Linked DNA regions of Homo sapiens: region 1 is linked to region 2. A link is a contact called in ENCODE Hi-C or POLR2A ChIA-PET data. All regions are on one chromosome and are shown on one strand. Each heading gives the region's core, a stretch centred on a gene start or an enhancer-like site at or near the end of the contact. The rest is flanking DNA. Distances are from core to core; before and after follow the strand shown.

Region 1 (2,949 bases), core at 237-2,736, 82 kb after region 2:
CACACTTCTAGGAAATATCCCCCATGTACCTACTGCAGGGATTTTCAATGCAGCCCTATTTATCAGAACGACTAGAAACAACCCAAATGCCTACTGGGAACAGCCAGTTAAACACGATTACAATGATAGCCTATGCAGTCAGCAAAAAAAGAATGAGGTGACCCCATAAATATGGTAGGAATTACCTCCAAATTACACTGTTAAGAGACAAAAGCAGAAGGGTATCTACCATCTTGTGCTTTCAGCTGTGTGATGCATAGAATTCATACACAATATGAATGCATATATGTACACACACGTGCACATCTGTTTCTGCATATGTGTATGGGTATATGAGGAAGCAAGTTTGCAAGCATTCTTTGCGCATACAAACGTGTATCTCTCTGGAAGGACATATTTTGAGAAACTGGTAACCGTAATTTCTTTTTGTCATTTTTTTAAAAGACAAAGTCTCACTGTGGCACCTGGGCTGGAGTGCAGTGGCATGCTCATAGCTCACTGCAGCCTCTGAACTCCTGGGCTCAAGTGATCCTCCCACCTCAACTTCTGGAGTAGCTGAGACTAAAGTGCACGCCATCGTACCTAATTTTTAAATTTTTTTGTAAAGATGAGGTCTTGCTTTGCAGACCAGGCTGGTCTTGAACTGCTGCCCACAAGCTATCCTCCTGCCTTGGCCTCCCAGAGTGCCGGGATTACAGGTGTGAGCCACCGTGCCCAGACCAGCAGTATTTTTTTTGGAAAGGAAACTGCATGACTGAGGGACAGGAGAGGCAGGAAGGAAAACTTCATTTTCATTCTGGACCCTTTTCTAATTGGATCATTTACATGTATTACTGTTTTAAAGCAATGTTTGTGATTCCTCTCCTTCCCTCTATTGGCATATATATATATATATATATGGCGAATATGGAGAGGAGCAAGGTGGCCAAATAGAAGCTCGCACGAATTGTAATTCCCATAGGAACATCAAATTTAACAACTATCTACAAACAAAAAAGCACCTTTATAAAAACCAAAAAATCAGGCACTCACAGTACCTGGTTTTAACTTTATATTGCTGAAAAAGGACTGAAGAGGGTAGGAAAAATAGTCTTGAATTGCCAATGCCACCCCTCCCCCAGCCCCAGCACCAGATGTGTGGCATGGAGAGAAAATCTGTACGCTTGGGAGAGGGACAGTGCAGCGATTGTGAGGCTTTGCACTGAACTCAGTGCTGCCCTGTTACAGACAGTAGAAAGCAAAAGCAGGCTGAACTCAGCTGATGCCAGACCATAGAGGGAGCATTTAGACCAGCCCTAGCCAGAGGGGAATCTCCTGTACCTTGGTCAGAACTTGAATTCTGGCAAACCTCGTCACCGAGGGCCAAAGTGCCCTGGGGCTCTAAATAAAATTGAAAGGCAGTGTAGGCCCCATGAACTACAACTCTTAGGCAAGTCCTAGTGCTGAGCTGGACTTGGAGCCAGTTGACTTAGCAGGCACATGACCTACTGAGACACCAGCCAGAGCAGCTAGTGGAATGCTTGCTCGGCCCCTCCCCGCCAACCTCACTGCTCCAAAAGAGACCTCTTCCTTCTGCTTGAGGAGATGAGAGGGAGGAGTAAAGAGAACTTTGTCTTGCATCTTGGATACCAGCTCAGCCACAGTAGGATAGGGCACCAGGCAGGGTCATGAGGCTGTTTCAGGCCCTAGTTCCCAGACAACATTTCTAGACAATCCTGGATCAGAAGGGAGCCTGCTGCCTTGCAGGGCAAGGACCCAGCTCTGGCAGGATCCATCACCTGCTGATGAAAGAGCCCTTGAGCCCTGAATAAACAGTAGTGATACCCAGTTAATATCCAAGGCTGTGGGCCTTAATTGAGGCTAAGATATTCTGGCTTTAGTTGTGACCCAGCACATTCCCAGCTGTGGTGGCCATGGTGAGAGATTCCTTCCGCTTGAGAAAAGCAGAAGGAAAATTAAAGGGTGCTTTGTCTTGCTCTTGATCTTTCTCTTTCTTTCTTTCTTTCTTTCTTTCTTTCTTTCTTTCTTTCCTTCCTTCCTTCCTTCCTTCCTTCCTTCCTTCCTTCCTTCCTTCTTTCTTTCTTTCTTTCTTTCTCTTTCTTTCTTTCTTTTTTCTTTCTCTCTCTCTCTCTTTCTTTCTTTTCAGAGATAGAGTCTTGCTATTTTGCCCAGGCTGGAGTGCAATGGTGTCATCTCAGCTCACTGCAACCTGTGCCTCCTGGGTTCAAGCAATTCTCATGCCTCAGCCTCCTGAGTAGCTGGGATTACAGGCATGTACCACCATGCCCAGCTAATTTTTAAAAATTTTTTATTTTATTTTATTTTATTTTATTTTATTTGAGATGGTTTCTCACTCTGTCACCCAGGATGGAGTGCAGTGGTGCGATCTCAGCTCACTGCAACCTCCACCTACCGGGTTCAAGCAATTCTCCTGCCTCAGCCTCCCGAGTAGCTGGGATTAGAGGTGTGTGCCACCATGCTTGGCTAATTTTGTATTTTTAGTAGAGATGGGGTTGCACCATGTTGGTCAGGCCAGTCTTGAACTCCTGACCTCAAGTGTTCCACCCACCTTGACCTCCCAACATGCTGGGATTACAGGAGTGAGCCACCGCGCCCGGCCTAATTTTTTTTATTTTTAGTAGAGACAGGGTTTCGCCATGTTGGCCAGGCTGGTCTCTAACTCCTGGCCTCAAGTGATCTGCCCGCCTCAGCCTCCCAAAGTGCTGGGATTACAGGCATGAGACACTGCGCCCAGCCTGCCTTGCACTTGCTACCACCTTGGCCACAGTGGGGTAAAGCAACAAATAGAGACCCCTCTTGGGGTCCCTGAGTCTAGGCCTTAGGTTCTTGGATGACATCTCTGGACTTGCTTTTTGCCAGAGGGGAGCTCACTGCCCTGAAGGGTGACTGAAAGGATTTACCACAAGCTGACTGAAGAGGCCATAGGCC
Region 2 (3,146 bases), core at 43-2,542:
GCCCACCTCGGCTTCCCAAAGTGCTGGGATTAGGCGTGAGCCACCGCGCCCGGCCTATATATGAAAAATTTAAAATGGCCAGGCGCAGTGGCCCAGCACTTTGGGAGGCGAGGCGGGTGGATCATCCTGAGGTCAGGAGTTTGAGACCAGCCTGGCCAACATGCGAAGCCCTGTCTCTACTAAAACTACAAAAATTCACCAGGCGTGGTGGCGGGCGCCTGTAATCCCAGCTACTCAGGAGGCTGAGGCAGGAGAATTGCTTGAACCCAGGAGGCAGAGGTTGCAGTGAACCGAGATTGTGCCATTGCACTCCAGCCTGGGCAATAGAGCAAGAGTCCATCTCAAAAAAAAAAAAAAAAGAAAAAGCTAAAACAAAGACGGGGCATTCCTTTGCTTGCTTCCTAAGGACGCCCTACTCTGTAATGGAGGCGCTTTCAATAAACTCTCACCGTACCCTGCAACTTGTCTTGAATTCCTTCCTGCGTGTAATTCAGGAGGCCTCTCTTGGGGTCTGGATCAAGACCGCTTTTTCTGTGAACAACCACCATGAGAAGAACACGCCCTGACTGACCCACTGGTCCAGGGAAGCTGAGACATGGAGAAGACAGGGACCCAATCTTCAGCTTGGAGACACGTCCAGCTGAACTCAGCCCACATCAGTGACCTGCAGATGCATAAGTGAGAATAAACGATTGTTGGGTTACGCCTCTGAGTTTGGGAGGCATTTTGTTACACCTCTTTAGTGTGGCAATAGTAGACTAATAATACATGCTCTATTATGCAGAAGTGTGTGGCTTAAAATAATAGTTGAATGACCAGGTGCGGTGGCTCAGGCCTGTAATCTCAACATTTTGGGAGGCCATGGTGGGAGGATCACATGAGGCCAGGAGTTCAAGACCAGCCCGGGCAACATAGTGGGACCCCCGTCTCCATAAAATTTTTAAAAAATTAGCCTGGCGTGGTGGGCGCACGCCTGTAGTCCCAGCTACTCGGGACGGCCAGAATGAACGGCATTATCGTCTGTCTCTTCATTCTGATTCTGGCCAGCAAGGGGTGGCCTCCCCCTGCGGTCCTTGCTGTTAGGTCCCTGCGCCCCCTCAGCTTTGCGCTGAAGGTCGCTTTACCGGACCCCACTTCGCCCTACCAGGCGCAGGATGAGCGTCTCTGTTCTTTTAATGTGGCGTCCCCCACAGGCCACCGTACCAGGCCGCCGGTCCGGGGTTAGGGCACTTGACGCCGGCGCCGCCATGTTGTCTCCGGGCCACTTCCGCGTTTCTGGCGCGTGGTCTTGCATTTCCTACTTGGTCCTGTTCGTGGCGCCGCGCCTCCGGGTGTTGGGGAGTCCGGGATGATGGGGAATCCGGGGCTCGCCCTAGTCGCGGGGACACCGCCTTCCAGGAGCTGTCCCCAGGCAAACTCACAGACATCTTCAAAGAGCCTTCTTGGACATTCTGCTTTTTGCTCCTCATAACAGGCTTCGGTAAGAGAACAGGCAAACATCACTGCGGGCGCCTCTAGGGCTCGTTTCCCTGTCCCAGTACCGGGAATCGGGGAGGGGTCCAAGCAGAGTTCACTTAGTTAACAAATCAGTGAAGCAGTTGGAAAATCTCAGTTATATTTTAAATGAGATCGAGGGCGGTGACTCACGCCTGTAATCTCAGCACTTTGGGAGGCCGAAGCGGAGGTGGAGGGTCGCTTGAGGCCAGGAGTTCGAGACCAGCCTGGGCAACGTGGTGAGCCACCCCCGCCCCCGCCCCTCTATAAAAAATACAAGAATTAGCCGGGCTTATTGGCATGGGATTGTGGTCCCAGCTACTTAGGAGGCTGAGGTGGGAGGTCGCTTGAGCCATGGAGGTCGAGGCTGCACTGAGCTGTGATCACGCCACTGCACTCCAGCCTGAGGCTACGGAGAGAGACCCTGTCTCTAATTAATAAATAAATTATAGATAGATGATAGATAGATGCAATAAAAAATAAAATTGGCTTGTAAACGGCAAACTAAAAGTGGAAATTATCATTACAATGAAAATATTAATTTGAGGAACCGAAAACTTAACTTTCCTTTTCCTGTAGTTAAGTTTAAGCACTTAGATTTGCTTCAGTGATTCCCAGGCTTCATGATTGCAAGCTGCTTGCTTGTAAGCACCTTGTCTCTCACTAAAAAAAATTACAGTTATTTTAAAGTCCCGCTGGATGCTCATTCTTTAAGGAGGGTGAACAATGGTAACTCCTGTACCGTTAGAGCTCTGAATGAAGCCAGATACGTTCCATAGATCACAGAACTCATTTTCTGGCTTGGTGAGCCTGGTCAAGTTTCTTAACCTTTCTGAGCCACAGATGTTTCAATTATAAAGTGATAATAACCCTTCACTGGGAAGGTTATTGTGAGGATAATATGAGATCAGCTATACCAAAATATGCCTAACATGTACTTGACATCCAGTAAGCTTTCTGAATTAGGATATAAATGGCATTAATGGTTAATCATTGTTATTCTTTTGTTCCATGATATGCATGAATAACAACTTGAAGCCTTCAAACTGCTGAGAGCTGCTTGGTGGACCTCGTCTCTCAATTTGCCCTTCCCACTAAACCTGTCTTCCCCCAACAGTGGGCTTTCTGGTCAGCATTTCAGAATGTCTCAAACCGTAGGTCCTTCCCACAGCCCCAAATCTCAGCAAATGACCAGTCTCTTGCTTCAAGCTATTAAATGGATGCTGTCTGACAGCCCTCCCTTGAAACCTGCAAACTCTCGTGCTTTGGCATCCATCCTTTCCCTCTAGTGCAATGCAAGTCACATCCTCCCTCTGGCTAACCTCTCCACCCATCTTCTGGATTCCCCACACCTCTCCAATCTAATCTTCACACTCCAGCCAGGGCGAACACTTACAAATATAAACACAGTCATTTCATTCTCTATCTAGCAACTTTCCATGGACTTCCTTTTGCTCTCAGGGTTCACCTCAACATCCTTACAGGCTTTCCAGGCTGTGTATGCTCTGGCTTACCACTGCTTCTTATTTTTTTTTTTATTATTTATTTATTTATTTATTTATTGATTGATCATTCTTGGGTGTTTCTCGCAGAGGGGGATTTGGCAGGGTCACAGGACAATAGTGGAGGGAAGGTCAGCAGATAAACAAGTG

Evidence for each region. A loop is a pair of places that touch in the nucleus more often than their neighbours do. ChIA-PET counts read pairs that join two places held with the same protein, here RNA polymerase II (POLR2A). Pooled maps may share reads with other maps.
Region 1: a map of mammary epithelial cell shows a loop between it and region 2 (9-fold over the local background). The contact joins the enhancer-like site here to the promoter of ATP8B1-AS1 in region 2. A Hi-C loop is called at or near these places in 2 of 168 maps with a recorded cell type or tissue (HepG2 and mammary epithelial cell) and 6 of 50 pooled maps. POLR2A ChIA-PET finds 5 or more read pairs at or near these places in 10 of 52 experiments (AG04449, B cell, H1 and 7 more).

The regions. Positions count from the first base shown.
Region 1 is chr18:57,711,170-57,714,118 of GRCh38, forward strand. All of the region lies in intron 2 of ATP8B1 (ATPase phospholipid transporting 8B1), which reads right to left. Among named protein-coding and RNA genes, the nearest start is that of ATP8B1-AS1, 82 kb to the left of the region's middle. RefSeq lists an enhancer at 1,986-2,488. Within about 2 kb of position 1,487, at least 24 of the 41 ENCODE cell types and tissues checked have a DNase peak (open chromatin) inside an H3K27ac peak, as active enhancers do; they include PC-3 and PC-9, where a contact is called at or near this core.
Region 2 is chr18:57,629,039-57,632,184 of GRCh38, forward strand. It overlaps ATP8B1-AS1 (ATP8B1 antisense RNA 1), which reads left to right and starts at 1,293. Exons shown (of 3, transcript NR_164148.1): 1 at 1,293-1,480. RefSeq lists enhancers at 945-994, 1,041-1,541, 1,065-1,554.